Regions from separate parts of the Homo sapiens genome. Here region 1 is linked to region 2. Evidence: read pairs that join two places in POLR2A ChIA-PET (ENCODE). Cell type or tissue: PC-9. All regions are shown on one strand. Links, peaks and the distances in the headings refer to the core of each region. The heading gives the core; the rest is flanking DNA. Region 1 overlaps PRKCI (protein kinase C iota). Region 2 overlaps GPR160 (G protein-coupled receptor 160).

Evidence for each region. Peaks named below come from ENCODE experiments on the same cell type or tissue, not always from the same donor. Only the 100,000 strongest peaks of a DNase experiment are listed, where the experiment ranks them.
Region 1: POLR2A ChIA-PET joins it to region 2 with 9 read pairs; 2 of 35 experiments call an interaction of 5 or more read pairs at or near these places.

Annotation. Positions count from the first base shown.
Region 1 is chr3:170,234,655-170,242,405 of GRCh38, forward strand. It overlaps PRKCI (protein kinase C iota), which reads left to right. Exons shown (of 18, transcript NM_002740.6): 2 at 576-697. Among named protein-coding and RNA genes, the nearest start is that of PRKCI, 16 kb to the left of the region's middle. In PC-9, for the core only: no CTCF peak of the experiment used is centred there; no DNase peak of the experiment used is centred there; H3K27ac peaks cover 7 bases.
Region 2 is chr3:170,044,014-170,055,528 of GRCh38, forward strand. All of the region lies in intron 2 of GPR160 (G protein-coupled receptor 160), which reads left to right. LOC124909455 (a long non-coding RNA gene) reads right to left here. Exons shown (of 3, transcript XR_007096156.1): 3 at 3,424-4,845. Among named protein-coding and RNA genes, the nearest start is that of GPR160, 12 kb to the left of the region's middle. RefSeq lists enhancers at 1,074-1,123, 1,703-2,203, 2,164-2,323, 11,048-11,187. In PC-9, for the core only: no CTCF peak of the experiment used is centred there; a DNase peak (open chromatin) is centred at 5,828; H3K4me3 peaks cover 2,602 bases; H3K27ac peaks cover 3,910 bases.

The DNA of each region.
Region 1 (7,751 bases), core at 1-4,000, 190 kb after region 2:
GAGGGTTCTTTGAAAGAAAAATTGCTTTAAATCAAGCAATTCTCTTTTGTCATTAAAATAAGCTATTTTCTATTTTTATTTTTAAAAACTATTTAAAACAATATAATTATGCAAGTGTGTATATATGTATTTGATTTTTTTGTTTTCTTTTGTTTTTATTTATTTTTTTGACACAGTCTCCTCTGTTGCCCAGGCTGGAGTGCAGTGATGTGATCTCAGCTCACTGTAACCTACACCTCCCATGTTCCCCCCCTGAGAAGGATCCTCCCACCTCAGCCTCTGGCTAATTTTTTTTTTGTATTTTTAGTAGAGACGGGGTTTCACCATGTTGCCCAGGCTGGTCTTGAGCTCCTGGGCTAAAGTGATCTGCCCAGCTCAGCCTCCCAAAGTGCATGAGCCACCGTGCCCAGCTTGATATTTTAATTTTTACTTGAATGAAATCATTTACTGAAAGCAATACATGTTGATGCACACACAAAATTACTGAAGTTCATCAAATTGTCAAGCATTCAGTAATATATACAGCATTATTATTTTTAATCATTTTCAAACTGAAAACTCCTTTTCTTTTTCAGGGATATCATGATAACACATTTTGAACCTTCCATCTCCTTTGAGGGCCTTTGCAATGAGGTTCGAGACATGTGTTCTTTTGACAACGAACAGCTCTTCACCATGAAATGGATAGATGAGGAAGGTGAGTGGTAAAGACAGGGCTGCCTGTGTAAGCATTTTAAGATCTTATTCTATCATTTGTTGTAAAAATATAATGAGTCCTAAAAAGTTTAAGAGGAAAGACTATTAGAAATTTGATGCCATTCTTGTTTTTTCTTTAAGTATTTAAAAGAATACTGAAGAGCACAATCTTTTTTTTGCCCCTTTTACGCCAAAATGATGTGAAATTAACTTGACTTTTTTTTTTTTTTTTTGAGACGGAGTCTCGCTCTATCGCCCAGGCTAGAGTGCAGTGGCCTAATCTTGGCTCACCAAAACCTCCACCTCCCGGGTTCAAGCGATTCTCCTGCCTCAGCCTCCCAAGTAGCTGGGACTACAAGTGTGCACCACCATGCCCGGCTAATTTTTGTATTTTTAGTAGAGACGGGGGTTTCGCTATGTTGGCCAAGCTGGTCTCAAACTCCTGACCTTATGATCTGCCCACCTCGGCCTCCCAAAGTGCTGGCATTGCAGGCGTGAGCCACTGTGCCCAGCCTAACTTGACTTTTTTAAGCATAAGGTAAGCATCTCATCAAATAGTGTGATGTTTTACTTTAATTTTGTTTTTTCTTTGAATTAAATTTTTTTTTTTTATTTTTTAAAGACAGGGTCTTGCTAAGTTGTCCAGGCTGGTCTCCAACTCCTGGCCTCAAGTGATCTTCCCATCATGACCTCCCAAAGTACTGGGATTGCAAGCAGGAGCCACTGCATTCAGCTTCACTTTATTTTTTAATTTAAATTTTTTTTTTTTGAGACAGAGTCTGGCTCTGTCGCCCAGGCTGGAGTGTAGTGGCATGATATCAGCTCACTGTAACCTCCGCCTCCAAGGTTCAAGCAATTCTTGTGCCTCAGCCTCCCAAGTAGCTGGGATACAGGGGTGCACCACCACACCCAGATAATTTTTGTATTTGTAGTAGAGACGGGGTTTTGCCGTGTTGCCCAGGCTGGTCTTGAACTCCTGGCCTCAAGTGATCTGCCCACCTAGGCCTCCCAAAGTGCTGGGATTACAGGTATGGGCCACCACACCTGGCCCCCAGCTTCACTTTAATTTTGAATATGTGTTGTCTTATATTTTAATTTAAGAGATTACCTATTTTTAAGCTGAATATTACCTTAAAGAAAATATTGTGGAATGAAAGTGATTTTGACAATCATTATTTCAAAGTAGTGGCAGAAACCTGATACCTCAGTGACTTGTACTCAGAAAACATTTATCATATATGTAGGCTTACGCCTGTAATCCCAGCACTTTAGAGTCTGAGGTGGGAGGATTGCTTGAGGCCAGGAGTTTGAGAACAGCCTGGGCAACATTGTGAGACCCTGTCTCTACAAAAAGTTTTTAAAACTTATCTGGTGGTAGCGTGCACCTGTGGTCCCAGCTACTTGGGAGGCTGAGGTGGGAAGATTGCTCGAGCCTGGAAGGTCAAGGCTGAAGATGGGCCCTGATTGTGCCACTGCACTCCAGCAACAAAGCAAGCAAAGCAAGACCCTGTCTCAAAAAAAAAAAAAAAAGAAAGAAAAAGGGAAAAAGAAGCAAATATCTGTGTGCTGAGGACAGACATTTCCTATCCTCAAACCCATAGTCTGATAGGGAGATGGACACATGTGTAACAAATGTGATAAATTCTGGAACATAAACGCATAGGGGCCTTGAGGAATACAAAGGAAGACACATCTATAATACATCTGCAATGTTTGACATAAACCTGTAACAGAGTAGAAGTTTTTGAGGTAGAGGAGGTGAGGAGAAAACCATATAGGCTGAAGAAGAATATGTAGAAAGGCACAGAAATGTGAAGAACATGATGAGTGAAAAGCAGTAATTCACTGTATCTGAAGTATGAAGTGGTGAAGTATGAATTGGCCTACAGTTTAACAGGCTCCACGGGTGAGTTGTATGAATACAGAAATTTGTTTGAGAAGCATGAGACTAGATCCCCAAGAGCTTTGCAGATCACATTAAATTTTATTTTACATGACTATTATGGAAGTCTAGTTAAAAGGTACCCTAAAGAAAGGGTGGGTTGGGGGTGAGGGATAAAGGCCTACATATTGGGTACAGTGTACACTGCTCAGGTGATAGGTGCAGCAAAATCTCAGAAGTCACCACTAAAAGAACTTACTCATGTAACCAAACACCACCTGCTCCTTGAAAACCTGTGGAAATAAAAAAAGAGAGAAGATACCCTAAATATACTACTTTTTTTACAATAGTTTTCTGTTAATTGTTATACAAATAGAATTTCATTTTAAGGAATGTCATAATATTTAGCTCAATATTTGGGATCATTTCTATCTTCCCTGATATAAAGAACTCTGGAAAGTCATTATTGAAGCTCCAAGCTATAGGTAAACATAAACACATTCTCATTTTTTAAAACAGTGTTCCTGAAGTAATTCATGTTCACTGTTCAGGAAAAAAAGTAGTGCAAAAATTTATGAAATGTAAAAAGAAGCCTCCTGTTTTTCCTTTTTTCTCTCTCCTCCCTCACCAATTCCAATTGTAAGAGAATAGCTTAGTATGTATCCTTCTATATATTTTCTATGCATTTGCAAACGTGTATGTATGTTTCTATAAATTCTTTATTAACAGTTTTATTAACATGACAAATGACATACAGCTGATATTTTGCAGACCTGGTGGGCATGGGGAGCTTGGAGCCCAGTGCCACCCACCCTGGCCCTCCATGGCCTTAAAAAAAAATTATATGGGGCCGGGCATGGTTTCTCATGCCTATAATCCCAGCATTTTGGGAGGCCGAGGCGGGTGGATGGCCTGAGGTCAGGAGTTCGAGACCAGCCTGACCAGCATAGTGAAACCCCATCTCTACTGAAAATAGAAAAATTACCTGAGCGTGGTGGCGGGTGCCTGTAATCCCAGCTACTAGAGAGGGTGAGGCAGGAGAATCACTTGAACCTGGGAGACGGAGGTTACAGTGAGCTGAGATTGTGTCGTTGTACTCCTGCCTGGGCAACAGAGCGAGACTCCATTTCAAAAAAAAAAAAATTATATACAAATCGTTATGCAGTGTTTTCCTTTATAGTATGCGCTGGACATTTTTTCATTTCAGTGTACTTCAATTTGCATCATTACTCTTTTTTTTTTTTTAGTACTGCATAGTATTACATATTATAGATGTTTCATGATTAATCCCTTATCGATGGACATTTGGACTATTTCTAGTTTTTCACTACCATAAACAATATATAATGAACATTTCTTTTCTTTTTTTTTTTTTTTTTGAGACAGTCTCACTCTGTTGCCCAGGCTGGAGTGCAGTGTCTCGATCTCCGCCCACTGCAACCTCCTCCTCCTTGGTTCAAGCAATTCTTGTGCCCCAGCCTCCTGAGTAGCTGGGATTACAAGCGTGCAACACCATGCCTGCCTAATTTTTGTATTTTTAGTAGAGACGGGGTTTCACCATGTTGGCCAGGCTGGTCTTGAACTCTGGCCTCAAGTGATCCACCCGCCTTGGCCTCCCAAAGTGCTGGGATTACAGGCATGAGCCACCACTCCCAGCCTTATTTATTTATTTCTCTTTTAATACAGAGGCTGGGTTCTCACTATGTTGCCCAGGCTAGTCTTGAACTCTGGCCTTAAGTGATCCTCCTGACCTAGCCTCCCAAAGTGCTGGGATTACAGGTGTGAGCCACTATGTCAAAACATATGTATATCAAAACATCATGTTATATACCATAAATATAATTTTTGTCCATTAAAAAATTAAACTAGTTTTTCACACAACTACATGAAATGAGAGGATTTTTTCATTCTTGCCCTTACCAACCTTAGATATGAATCATAAACATTTTTAAAGATCAGTAAGTGAAATGCTAACCTGGTATTTCAAATTTTGCATTAAGAGGAAAGTTGAGTATCTTTATCTTTTTGACCTACCCTATCACAAAGATAGTTTAAATATGGTTACTTATAAATGTCATGACTATCTCACAATATGTCTTCAGCCAGAAAATGAGACTATATATAATTTAGCACAGTGTGCAACTTATGCTTAGCATTCAATAAAATGCTTCTTATCATAAATGAATATTCTTATTTTAATCCTGATCATTTCATACCATTTATTTGCTGATTAGAGTTGTTTTTCAGTCAATGATTTTCAAATTGCAGCACACATAGGCATCACTGGATAATGCTTTTTATTAGACGTACTTAGTTTAGCGATAGTCCATTAAACGTTTTTATAATACCTTTGTATTATCCTTGCCTGGAGAGTTCTGTTCCCAGATTGTCACCTGGCTGTCTCTCATCATTCAGGTTTTAACTCAAATGTCATGTCCTCCAAGAAGCCTTCCTATCTCCATTCATTTTGTATCTTCTTGCCCTGTTTTTTCTCTTGTATGGTAGAGTGTTTTTTTTTTTTTGTATGGTAGAGTGTAAGCTCCATGAGAGCAGAGGTCTTGTCTGTTTTGTTCATGTTGGAGCTGCAGTGCCTAGAGCAATACTAAATAATACTATGCTCAAAAAATATTTGTGGCTGAGTGCGGTGGCTCATGCTTGTAATCCCAGCATTTTGGGAGGCCAAGGCAGAAGGATCCCTTGAGCCCAGAAGTTTGAGACCAGTCTGGGCAACATAGTGAGATAGTGAGACCCTGTCCCTACAAAAAAAATTTTTTTTTTAGTTAGCTGGGCATGGTGGTACACACCTATAGTCTCAGCTACTCAAAAAGCTAAGGTGGAAGGATTGCTTGAGCATGGGAGATGGAGGCTGCAGTGAGCCATGATTGTGCCACTGCACTCCAACCTAGGCAACAAAGCAATACCCTGTTTCCAAAAAAAAGATATATGTGTATATATATATTTGTGAGTTGTACAAGAGGCTAGCAACAAGCCTTTCCCTGGTTTAATTTTGCTTCAGTTATTGGAGACTTAAGCATTGACAGTTACTGTTTATTCTGTTTTTTTTTTCTTAAAGTAGCATATTTTAATTAACAGATGCACATAGTAAATTAACTTTCTGATGCAACAGTCTTATTATAATGCATTTCATACTTCTTTCTCCCTAAGTAGCTATTAAGTTTCCAAGTTTTCTGGGGAAAGCTATGAAGCTCTAGGCTTTGTCTTGTTCAAGTAAAAGGTTAAATTTTTCATTAAGGTCTGTTGATTCCCATGCGATCCTTCTCACCTTGCTTAATTCTGATACCAATCTTTTCTTAATTTTAGGCATACAGAGCCAACAGTAATTATTTTTAAGTTACTTTCAATTAGTTTTCAGTTGTAATTTTGTCACCTTTGTTTTTAATCATGTAGGCATTGGGGCATGTCGGTCTGATCTGGAGAAAAAAAATTCTCTAGGATCAAAGACAGGACAGTCACTTGATTTCTCTGGCATATGAGAAGTGCTGTTCCTCAAGCCAAACATTTAATTGTTGGAATTTTATGTTGGAGCAAGTAAAGATCTTAAGCTTACTTCATCTGTTTAAAGAGATTTAAGACAACTGCCCTTTTTCCTTGTACTCAAAACCAGTCTTAGTGATTTGTTTTACTGTGGAAAAACTGGTTTGCTTAATCTAACTAAACATTTTAGAATGAGTAGTAATTTTGTAACCATCATGCCACACTCCTCTTTCTCATAAATTCTTGTGTAACAAAAGTGTGGGACAGGGAATGACAAATGTGACTTTATTTTTTTAACAAATGTAAGTTTTCAGTTCTTTTTTTTAAATTTTTAATTAACAGATAATAATTGTATATGTTCGTGGGATACAGTGTGATGTTTCAATACATGTATATGTTGTGGAATGAAAAAATCAGGGTAATTAACACATCTATTACCTCAAATACTTATTTCTTTGTGGTGAGGACATTTAAAATCCACTCTTTTTGTTATTTTGAAATACACAATACATTATTATGAATTGTAGTCACCATGCTATGCAATAGATCACCAGAACTTACTACTCCTGTCTAACCACAACCTTGTACCCTTTAACTGGCACCTCCTTTCTCTATCTAACCCACTCCCTCCAGCCTCTGGTACTCTCTACGTGTATGAGTTCAACTTTTTTAGATTCCATATATCATGTGGTGTTTGCCTTTGTATGCCTGGCTTATGCTTATTTCACTTAGCATAATGTCCTCTAGGTTCATCCATGTTGTTGAATATGACATAATTTTCTGCTTGAGGCTGAGTAGTATTCCATTGTGTGTATATGCCATATTTATTTCATCTGTTTATCCATTGATGGGCATTTCAATTGTTTCCATATCTTAGCTATTGTGAATGATGCAGATGCTACAGCGTAGTTCACCTTTGTTTTGAGAGAGGGAGAGAGAGAGACAGAGACAGAGAGAGAGAGAGAAAAGGCCTCACTCTGTTACTCAGGCTGGAGTGTACTGATGCAATTATAGCTCACTGCAGCCTCAAACCTATGGGCTTTTGAGATCCTCCCATCGCAGCCTCTTAGCTACAGGTGTGTACCACCATGCCTAGCTACTTTAAAAAAAATTCTTTTGGCTGGGTGCAGTGGCTCACACCTGTAATCTCAGCACTTGGGGAGGCTGAGGCAGGAGGATCACCTGAGGTCGGGCCAACATGGAGAAACCCTGTCTCTACTAAAAGTACAAAATTAGCTGGGCGTGGTAGTGCATGCCTGTAATCCCAGCTACTTGGGAGGCTAAGGTAGGAGAATTGCTTGAACCCGAGAGATGGAGGTTGCGGTGAGCCGAGATCGTGCCATTGCACTCTAGCCTGGGCAACAATAGCAAAACTCCGTCTCAAAAAAATTTTTTTTGTAGAGACAGGGTCTTGTTACATTGTTGCCCAGGCTGGTCTTGAACTCCTGGCCTTAGCCAGGAGTTGAATTCAACCAACTCTTTGGCTGAATGTGTAGCCAATGCTACTTCACCTATTTAGATAGCTGTATTATGGCTCCAAAGCTGAAAACTGAAAAATTAATATTAACAGCCAGGCATAGGGCTCATGCCTGTAATTCCAGCACTTTGGGAGGCTGAGGCAAGAGGATTGCTTAGCCCAGGAGGTTGAGGCTGCAGTGAGCCAAGATTGCACCACTGC
Region 2 (11,515 bases), core at 3,848-7,847:
TACCCCAAATGGAATAACAAAATATAGGTTGAGAGGCTCTTGTTGCAAGAAAAATGGGAAAGACACTTTGGGAGGCCAAGGTGCGGGGATCACCTGAGGTTGGGAGTTCGAAACCAACCTGACCAACATGGAGAAACCTCGTCTCTACTAAAAATACAAAATTAGCCTGGCGTGGTGGTGTATGCCTGTAATCCCAGCTACTTGGGAGACTGAGGCTGGAGAATCACTTGAACTCAGGGGGCGGAGGTTGCGGTGAGCCGAGATCACGCCATTGCACTCCAGCCTGGGGAAGAAGAGCGAAACTCCATCTCAAAAAAAAAAAAAAAGAGAAGAGAAAAATGGGAAAGAGCATATTCCTTTGAGGAAATGAGAGTCTTGTGTTTAGTCTCAGTGCTTCTCTGTCAGACGAATACAAGCCGCGTTGTCATTTTTCTCCCATGCTGCCTATTTTCTCACTTATAAGGAACTTGTTCGCTACCCCCTGCAGTTTGACAAGAATGGAGTAGGTGTGGGCAGGCCTCAGTAGGGAAAAGGAATGGCTCCAAACTCCCACACCATTGGGTCTTTGTGAGTAGGCAGGTGGGTCTTGTGCACCTTGGCGGTTCCCCAGGGTGTCCTGCAGGGATGGGGCACCAAAAAGGCCTTTAACCCTTCCCCTTTAAGCAGGGGACCCATGTGGATCCTGAAGTTGTGCATCAGCTCACTGTAGCTGCTCTGAGCTGGACCCCAGCCACTCTGAGGGGTTCCTAGGACTTGCAAAGGGCCCCTCTCCCCCATCCTTCTCTGCCTACCACTCTCCTGCTGATGACAAGTCCACTTCTATACACTGCTTAGGCACAGCCCCCCAAGAAAGCTCTGCAGGGATGAGGAGCTGAGGCACCCGCATAGTCCAGCCTTAAGGGGTTTCTGTGATGCAAGTCCAAGGGTGGCTTAATTTCCTTGCCTTGAAACTTTCGGTTAAGGGTCACGGGGCAAACATTCTCGCTTCTGTGAATAGCTGGAGTTTCATGACAGTTGAAGTTTCTCTTTAGATCTTTGTTTCCTTCCCCTGAGTTCTGCATTTTCTTCCCATGTACGTGTGCCGTGGAGGAGAATGAAAAGAGGAAATGGCACAAAAGTGAACCTTGTTGGGTGGCTTTCAGGAAATGTCAGGTGCTGTTGTGGGCCTTTGTCACTCGAGTTGTCAGTCTAGGTGTGTGTGTAAACGGACATGGAATAAACAAGGGCTCCAAGTGGAACAGCTTGTTTTGGCCAAAAGAAGTGAGTTCAGGCCGAGCATGGTGGCTCACACCTGTAATCCCAGCACTTTGGGAGGCCGAGGTGGGTGGATAGTGAGGTCAGGAAATCGAGACCATCCTGGCTAACACGGTGAAACCCTGTCTCTACTAAAAATACAAAAAAAAAAAAAAAAAAAAAAAAAAAAAAAAAAAAAAACCAATTAGCCAGGGGTGGTGGCACTCGCCTGTAGTCCCAGCTACTCGGGAGGAGACTCGCTTGAACCAGGAGGTGGAGGTTGCAGTGAGCCGAGATCACGCCACTGCACTCTAGCCTGGGCGACAGAGCAAGATTCTGTCTCAAAAAAAATAAAAAATAAAAAAAGAAAGAAAAAAAAAGAAGTGAGTTCAGAGGCTGACATGTTTTGTGAATGCCAGACCAGCGGCTTGATGGGATCCTTTCTGGAGAACTCTGCGATTCAGGTTTGTGGCTGTGTGCTCCCTCAGGTGATGATTAACCCCCTTGTCAAGGAAGAGTGGGTTAATTGGTTATTAGCCAGAGCAAACAGGGAGAGGCCAAGCAGTCTTGAGTATGGACTCAGCCAGATCCCTGGGTTTCATTTCTGGTTCTTCCACCACCTGTGTGACCTTGACTCATTTTTTAAAACCTCTTTGTACCTCAGTTTCCCCTATGTAAGCTAGAAGTAATAATAATACCTACATCATAGGGCGGTGAGGATTCAGTGGCACGTCAAGTGCTTGTAACAGTGCCTGGCATGGAGTAGGATGGATTGTGAGTTAGCTATTATTATTGTTGTTGTTAGAGCCCTGCTTCCTTTACTTTCACTTTTACTGGGGAGAATTTCCCCCACATAATGTTAGAAGAAAGACCACAGGGAAGAAATGCATCTGAGCTCTGACCTCTGTTCGTGGAGTGAGCCATGGGCTGCCCATCTGGGTTCCCACATGGCCTTAGGGAAATGTTCTCCATGACAAATGCTAACAGGGTGTTTGGTGCAGCAGCAGCTTTGGAATTGATGAGAACTGGGCCACAACTTGTGACTTTGAGCCAGGGCTTTGGCTTTGTTGTTCGGGGATTAAAATCTCCACTGACTGTGGAAAGGAGTTGGAATCCCCTAGCATTCATGTGGATACAAACTCCAACCCCTTATGAGAGAGCGGGCTAGTGTTAGCTGGGACACAGGAGTCCCAGCCTCAGCTATGCCACCGCCTGGCAGGGGTTTAAGGCCAGGTCTTCTGGGCAGCCAGTGCCTCTTCTGTCACCTGGGGATAAGCATATCTAATAGGAATGTTGTGAGGGGCTAACAACATTTTATGAAATCCTGACACAGACACAGCAAAGTACAATGCCTGACTTGCCCCTTAGTAGTAAAATCATAGAACAGATACATTGAGAGGCTTACTTTTTAACTTGGAAAAGTAATATAGATGCTGTTAACTAATGTTTATTTAATATTTTATAGTTCCTAAAAGGGCTATCTGGTTTGATCTTTAAACTAGCAATGCAGGTTTCTGTTTGTTTACATTTGTTTCGATTGCCTTTGGCTGCCTGTTTCAGGAGAGGAGGTACAGAAGTGAACCCAGGTTCAGGCCAGAAATGAGAACATGGAATGGCCTTCATTTTACTGTATCAGAGAGGTAACATGAGTTCTTATTCTTTATGCCCTTAAGTAATTCTGAGGAGGAAGCACTTTAGAGATTGATAGCTAAGGTGTTGCTGGGAAGCTGAAAGCATCCATGGTGTCCAGGGAAGCTGAATGGAGGGCCAGTGATTCCCCTCCAAGCAGCAGGGCAGAGGTCTCCCCTGTCGACAGCCCTTGCCTGGTCCCCTTCAGCAGGGGGCAGTGGGAGGAAGAGAGGCAGTAGGCTTTGGATTCTCCCTCCTGCCCCAGGTGCAGACCCAAAGCTTCAGAGTCCATCCTACCTTCACCTAACCCTTCGTCCTTCTCCTGCACTCCAGCCAGGTGTTTCAGTGTGTAGTCTGTACCTGCCACACCCTCACCGCATCCCCCCAAGCCTGCACTGTCCTGTTCACCGCAAGGTTTTCTCTTCTTCCTATGGCCTCAGCTACTTTCCATTGCTGCCCTTGCCTCCTGATCCTGCCTGCCTTCAACTTTACTGTATTCTGAAAGGTTTAAAGGGAAAAGTCTTTTATGACCCACAATCCAAGGATCTGAAGGCATTGACATTTGGGTATATTTCCTTTTTATTTTGTTTTACTTTGTTTTTTTATAAATTTAAAAAATTTTAACATTTTATAAACAATTCATTTTATGTTAGAATTTTAACATAGTTGCTATACTTTGATTAAAATTTATCATTATGACGATATCAAAAAGACACCTGCATGCATATGTTTATCATAGCACAATTCACAATTGCAAAGATATGGAATCAACCTAAGTGTCCATCAACCAATGAGTGGATAAAGAATATGTGATATATGTATATACACATCACATATACACATACATATATACACATCACATATACACATACACAACACACCATGGAATACTGCTCAGCTATAAAAAGAACAAAATAATGTCTTTTGCAGCAACTTGGATGGAACTGAAGGACATTATTCTTTTTTTTTTTTTTTTTTTTGAGATGAAGTCTTGCTCAGTCACCCAAGCTGGAATGCAGTGGCCCAATGTCGGCTCACTGCAACCTCCACCTCCCAGGTTCAAGCGATTCTCCCACCTCAGCCTCCCGAGTAGCTGGGATTGCAGGCATCAGCCATCATGTCCAGGTAATTTTTGTAGCGACAGGGTTTCACCACGTTGGCCAGGCTGGTCTCGAACTCCTGACCTCAGGTGATCCACCCGCCTTGGCCTCCCAAAGTGCTGGGATTACAGGCGTGAGCCACCATGCCCATGAAGGCCATTATTCTAAGTGAAGTAACTCAGGAATCGAAAACGAAATGCCATATGTTCTCACTTGTAAGTAAGTGGAAGCTAAGCTATGGGTACACAGAGGCATGCAGAGTGATATAATGGACTATGGAGACTCAGAAGGGCAGGATGGGAAGGGGATGAGGGATGAAAAACAACCTATTAGGTACAATGTACACTACCTGGGTGATGAGTACTCTAAAATCCTAGACTTTACCACTGTACAGTTCATCTATGTAACCAAAACCCACTTGTACACCTAAAGCTATTAAAAAATTTTTTTTAAATAAAAAATCATTGTATTCCCCTATGTCTTTATAAATGTTTTTAATGACTGCATGCTATTTTAGGCTTTTTTAGCCATTCTTTTAAAATATTAGAGAACTAAGTTGTTGCTCATTTTTTGATGTTGTACATCATTCCAATTTGAATGCACATAAACCTTGGATCCCATTTCACATTATTTGAGATGGATTCCTGTAAAAATAAGTACTGAGTCAAAGGTTTTCAACATTGGAAAGTTTTCTTTCTTATCACAAAAGCAACAGATTTGTATTGTGGAAGATACAGGACAGTGTAAAAAGTAAACATGTACCTCTATTCTCACCAACCAGTTGCTGTTTGTGTCGCCGGGTTCTCCCCCTCCAGGACAAATGTCCTCTTCAGGCTTGCTCCATGCGTGGCCTGTCGGCTGGCAGCATGGCATCACCTGGGAGCTTGTTAGAAATGCAAAAGCTCAGGCCTGCCCCAGACATTGAATCAGAATCTGTCTTTTAACAAGATCTATATTCAAGTTTCGGAAGTCTTAGTCCCTGAGGCCACCACCTTACCAGTCACGGTGGGCTGGCATTAATTACCTCTGATCTGTGAATATACGTACATTTTTCCTATTTCCCTGATACTGGGATGTACCACTGTGTCTACCACTGGTTTGCACCCTCCTGTCTCCCTTAACGTAAGACCGTGTAAGGACAAGAGCAGGCTCCCCTCAGTAACACCGGTTCAGGGATCAGCAGGATCTCATCTCATCCCCCTATGAGAAGCCCTGCTACACACAGCTTTATCTTGTATCTGTCATTTAACATTATATTGTCAGCATTTTCCTGTTATTTAGTTTTTCTCTCAAGTTTATCTTTCATGGCTGCAGGTGGTAATCCATCTTATGACTGTCTGATAATTCATTTGACTCATTCCCTATTGTTAGACATTAAGTTGTTTTGATTCTTTTGGGGACTGGGGAGGGTATACTGTGGGCTATTATAAGTATGCCAAAGTGAACTGCTTCCGCAGTAATTATTTCCCTCAACCCAGATTATTTCCTTATGACAAGTTACCAGAGTGCAGACACTGGGTCAAAAGGCATGAACGTTTTAAACCCTCCTTAAAATGCCGCAGGAGTATACAAAGTGCCCTGACATGGTGCCCTCCCAGACACTGGGTAGTGTGGTCTGTAGACAGACTCCAGGGAGCAGGGTCATGCCTCATTCGCATCACGCCTCCAGGGCTGGTGTAGAGCCAACTCTGAGGGTCACTCTAAGGGGACCTGGGGGAATGGAAAGGAAGTGACGGAAGGATGGGCAAGCTGCCTGTGGTGGTGGTGCTCCTTTCCTCCTGGCCTGAGTCCTGAGTCACAGTAGATGTCACTGACCAGGCAGCAGCCTTCCTCAGGGTGTGTCCACAAAGTTTAGCCTTTCCTCCCGGCACCCGTCTTCCAGTGGCTTGGGAGCTGGAGCAGGTGGTGGAGGCCTGAAATGACTACTTGGTGAGTCTGGAATGTGCCGGACCTGATTGCTGCCAAGCTTGTTTTTGCTTCACGAGTCTGAGACTGTTGGGTTCTCTAATACTTTTTTCCTCTCACCAGCAGACCAGGAACCTGATATTAAGTAAACTTTATTCTAAAAGGTACACTCAGACAATTCCTTTTTTTTTTTTTTGACACTGAGTTTCACTCTTGTTGACCAGGCTGGAGTGCAATGGTGCGTTCTCGGCTCACTGCAACCTCCACCTCCCAGGTTTAAGTGATTCTCCTGCCTCAGCCTCTCGAGTAGCTGGGATTACAGGTGCCTGCCACCATGCCCGCCTAATTTACTTCTTCTTCTTTTTTTTTTTGTTGTTGTTGAGATGGAGTTTCGCTCTTGTTGCCCAGGCTGGAGTGCACTGGTGCGATCTCAGCTCACTGCAACCTCCACCTCCCAGGTTCAAGTGATTCTCCTGCCTTGGCCTCCCGGGTAGCTGGGATTACAGGCACCTGCCACCATGCTTAGCTAATTTTTTTTTTTTTTTGAGACGGAGTTTTGCTCTTGTTGTCCAGGCTGGAGTACAATGGTGCAATCTGCTCACCATAACCTCCACCTGCCAGGTTCAAGTAATTCTCCTGCCTCAGCCTCCCAAGCAGCTGGGATTACAGGCATGCACCACCACGCCCACCTAATTTTTTTGTTGGTCAGGCTGGTCTCTCTGCCAGTATACAATCAGTTCCCACCTGTAGCCCCAGATAGCCATTGAACTTCTTTCTGTCTCTTGCCTTGTCTGGGAAATTTCAAATAAGAGGAATCTTGGGATATGTAGTTTTATGTGTCAGGCATCTCTCACTTAGCACAACATTTTTGAGGTTCATCCATGTTGCAGCATGTATCAGTAGTTTGTTCCTTTGTATTGCTGAGTAGCATACAGTTTTATAAATGTACTGCATTTTATTTATCCACTCACCAGTTGATGAACATTTGAATTGTTCCCAGGGCTTGGCTATTATGAATAATGTTGCTATAAACGAGGTAATGTTGCTATCTACAAGTGTTAGTATGGACCTTATTTGTATTTCTCTTGAGTAGATTTGTAGGGGTATAATTGCGGAGTCATGTGGTAAGTTTATGTTTAACTTTTTAAGAAACTGCCAAACTATTTTCCAAAAGCGGCTGTGCAATGTTAGAGTCCCACTAACAGTGTATGAGGATTCTCTACATTCTTGCCAACATTTGAAATTGTTAGTCGTTCTTATTATAGATATTCCAAAGGGTATATAATGGTGTCTCATTGGCAGTTTTAATTTGCATTTCCCTAATGACTAATGCTGTTGAGTTCCTTTTCATGTGCTTATTAGTTACTTATATGTCTTCTTTTTTATTGGATATTTGATCTATATTGATATCAATATAGATCTATATCATCTTTGATGACACGTCTAGTTACATCTTTTGCCCCATTTTAAAACTGGATTATTTCTCACCATCCTCTTATTGAGGTTCAAGAATTTTAAGGTATATATCTGGATGCAAATTCTTTATCAAATATATGGTTTGGGGCTGGGTGCAGTGGCTCACACCTGTAATCTCAGCACTTTGGGAGGCCAAGGCCAGCAGATCACCTGAGATCAGGAGTTCAAGATCAGCCTGGCCAACATGGCGAAACCCCGCCTCTACTAAAAATACAAAAATTAGCTGGGCGCGGTGGCATGCGCCTGTAATCCCAGCTACTCAGGAGGCTGAGGCACAAGAATTACTTGAACCTGGGAGGCGGAGGTTGCAGTGACCCAGGATCGTACCACTGCACTCCAGCTTGGGAGAGAGAACGAAACTCTGTCTCAAAAAATAAAAAAATAAAAAACAAATAAATAGTTTGAAAATATTTTCCCCAGACCCATGACTTTTTCCCTAATGGTGCCTTTTAAAGAAAAAAAAAGTTTTAAATTTTGATGAAGCCTAAGTTGTTGATTTCTTTTATGGTTTGTGTTTTTAATCTTATATCTAATAAGTACTTGCTGAACCTTATACAAGTCTTGTGGACATGTTTTGTTATGTTTTTGAGATGGAGTCTCACTCTGTCACCCAGGCTGGAGTGCAGTGGCGCATTCTCGGCTCACTGCAACCTCCACCTCCCAGGCTCCAGTGATTCCCCTGCCTCAGCCTCCTAAGTAGCTGGGATTACAGGTGCACGCCACCATGCTCAGCTAATTTTTGTATTTTTAGGAGAGACGTGGTTTCACCATGTCGACCAGGTTGATCTCGAACTCCTGACCTCAAGTGATCCGCCCACCTTGGCCTTCCAAAGTACTGGGATTATAGGCGTGAGCCTCTGCACTTGGCCGACCTGTTTTAATTACTCCTAGGTAAATATCTAGTAGTAGAAGTACTGGATCATAGGATAAGCCTATGTTGAAATGCCACACTATTTTCCAAGGGGATACACCATTTTACACCTCAAACAGCAGCGTATAGGAGTTCTCGTTACTCTACATCTTTTCCAATATTTGGTATTGTTGGTCTTTCTGATTTTAGTCATTCTGATGGATGTGAAATTGTATGTCATTGTCATTTTAATTAGCTTTATCCTGATAACTAATGATGTTGAGTACCTTTTTGTTTGCTATTGGCCATTTGTACATATTCTTTTTGGAGTGTCTTTTTAAGTATTTTGCCCATTTTTGTTTGAGTAGTTTGACTTTTTGTTATTCATTTGTAGGCACTCTTTATATATGTGGTCTGGTAGTCTGGGCACAAGTCTTTTGTTAGATAGATGTGTTGTAAGCATTTTCTCCCAGTCTGTAATTGCCTTTTCATTTTCTTATGATGAACAGAAGAATCTAATTTTAATGAGTTCACTTTATCAATTTTTTTTCTATTTGGTGCTTTTTGTGTTTTGCTTGAGAATTCTTTACTCTAAGGTTGCAAACATATTCTCCTTTGTTTTCCTTGTAGAGTCTTACCTTTTATAGCTATGCTTGTGATCTCTCCTGAGTTAATTTCTGTTAATGGTGTGAAGTGGAGTTAAGGTCCTTTTTTTTTCATACGGTTATCCAGTTAGTCCAGCACAGTGTGTTGAAAAGACTTTCCTTTCCTCCATTGAATTGCATTGGTACTTTCTTATAAATCAAGTGGACTGGTTTGAACTCTTAAGCTCATTGTCTTGAGTTCTATAATTTATAAGTCTTGAAATCAGGTAGTGTAAGTCGTCCAACTTTGTTATTGGCTATTCTAACCCTTTGTATTTTCATATATATTTTAGCATCAGCTTGTGAATATCTTTAAAAAAGAAAAAGGCCTGGTTGGATTTTGATCAGAACTACATTGAATCAACTAATCTGGGGAGGATTGACATGTTAATAATATTAATCTTCTTATCCATGAACATGGCATATCTCTGTTAAGGTCTTTAGGTTTTTTTGGCAGTGTTTTGTAGCTTTTAGCATTGACATTTTATAAATATTTATACAAATTTATTCTTATTTTATGTTTTTGAGTCTATTGGAAATGATATATTTTCCTTCATTTTTGAATTTTGTTGCTATATATAGCAATGTGGTTTTAAAAATTGACCTGTGATCTTAACTAAATTCATTTATTAATTCCAGTAGATTTTTTGTAAGTACCTTAGGATTATCAATATACATAAATGCCATCTACAAATAGTTTTATCTTATCCTTTCTAGTCTGTATGCCTTTCTTTTATTTTCTCGCCTTACTGAATGGGCTAGGATATCCTAAAATGTTGAGTAGATGTAGTAAGGACAGATATCCTTACCTTGTTTCCAATTTTAGGGGTAAAGTGGTCAGTCTTTCACACTTAAGTATAATGATAGCTATAGATTTTTCATAGATGTTCCTTATCAGGTTGAGGAAACCATCAGTTTCCTACTTTGCTGAGAGGTTTTTATCATGAATGGTTGTTGAATTTTTTCCAAAGATTTTTCTGCATCTCTCAAGATGGTCATATGCTTGTTTTCTGTATTCAGTAATGTGAATATATTTATTTTTCATCTGTTGGCACTTTCTCTTCACCTCAAATTAGGGAAAAGACCACAGTTACCCATTTTGGTTTTTTGTTTTTTTTTTTAATTACTCAGCTTTAACACTTGAATATCTTGGCATTTGTGCATGGAATATTAGTTCAGGAACATGATTTAGACAATTTGAATCAGACAATTTCCATAAAATATTTTATAAACTAAAAAGCAGCGTTTGTGTGTGTGTGTGTGTATGTGTGTGTAGAGTTATTTGGCTTGAGAGCCCTGCCTGCCCAACAAACTTATCTTAAACTCTCATCATTATTAGTCTCATGCTTAAAAAAAAAAAAGTATCATTTAAGTGAAGACTTCAGGCAGTTGAGGGAGCAAGCTACATGAGTATAAGAAAGAAGACCATCCCAGGCAGAATGGTCTTCTGAAGCACAAGTTCAAAGGCCCTGAGGTCCCAGAGGTATCCAGAAAACTGTCTCTTCAAAATTGCTTTTGCCTGACATTGAAGCAGACAGCAGGGGCTAAGAAAACATCACCACCTTCTGGCAGAATAGAAGGACTGAGCTGCTCAGGTCAAATCATTATAGTAAAATATACCTAAAATTTACCATCTTAACCATTTTTAAGTGTACAGGTCAATGGCACTAAGTACATTCACATTGTTGAGCAACTGATACTGCTATCTACGCATCTTCAGAACTTTTTCATCCTGTGCTGAAAACCTGCACCCATTAAACAGTAACTCCTCATTCTTCCCTTCTCCTAGCTCCTGGCTACTGTTTACTTTTTGTCTATGAATTTGATTATTCTAGGTACCTCATATATATGGGATCATATGATATTTGTCATCTTCTGTCTGCTTATTCACTTAGTGTAATGTCTTACGGGTTCTTCCACCTTCAGCATGTATCAGAATTTCTTTTCTTTTTTTTTTTTTTGAGACGAAGTCTTGCTCTGTCACCCGGGGTGGAATGCAGTGGCCCGATCTTGGCTCACTGCAACCTCTGCCTCCCAAATTCAAGTGATTCTCCTGCCTCAGCCTCCCTAGTAGCTGGGATTACCGCCATCTGCTACCATGCCCAGCTACTTTTTGTATTTTTAGTAGAGACAGGGTTTCACCATGTTGGCCAGGCTGGTCTCGAACTCCTGACCACAGGTGACCCATCTGCCTTGGCCTCCCAAAGTATTGGGATTATAGGCATAAGCCACCGTGCCCGGCCAGGATTTCATTTCCTTTTAAGACTGAATAATATTCTACTGTATGGATATAAAGTCGTTCTTAGGAGATGTGTATGTTATATTTCTGAATCCTGAGAATGGAAACAAAACAGGTAGAATGGTAGTGGGGCAAGCTGGCGTAGGTCTGGGATACTGTTACCAAAGACTTATAGGAGAACTGGACCCCGGCTGATTGGGTCCTGACATCACACCTGACAATGTGATGGTGAAAAAAGGATCTCCCTTAGGTGGTTGTTCTGGTTCAGTTTCTCAGCAATGATGAATAACCGTGGTTTCAGAAACCATGAACAACTAAGCATGAAGAATGTCATAACCTCTCTGGTGGTTGAGTCATACAAGGAGCCACATTCAGAAGCCCGGGATGGAGAGTGGGGTCTCAGGGACTATTGAGCACAGATTTCTGATTGCTACTTTCC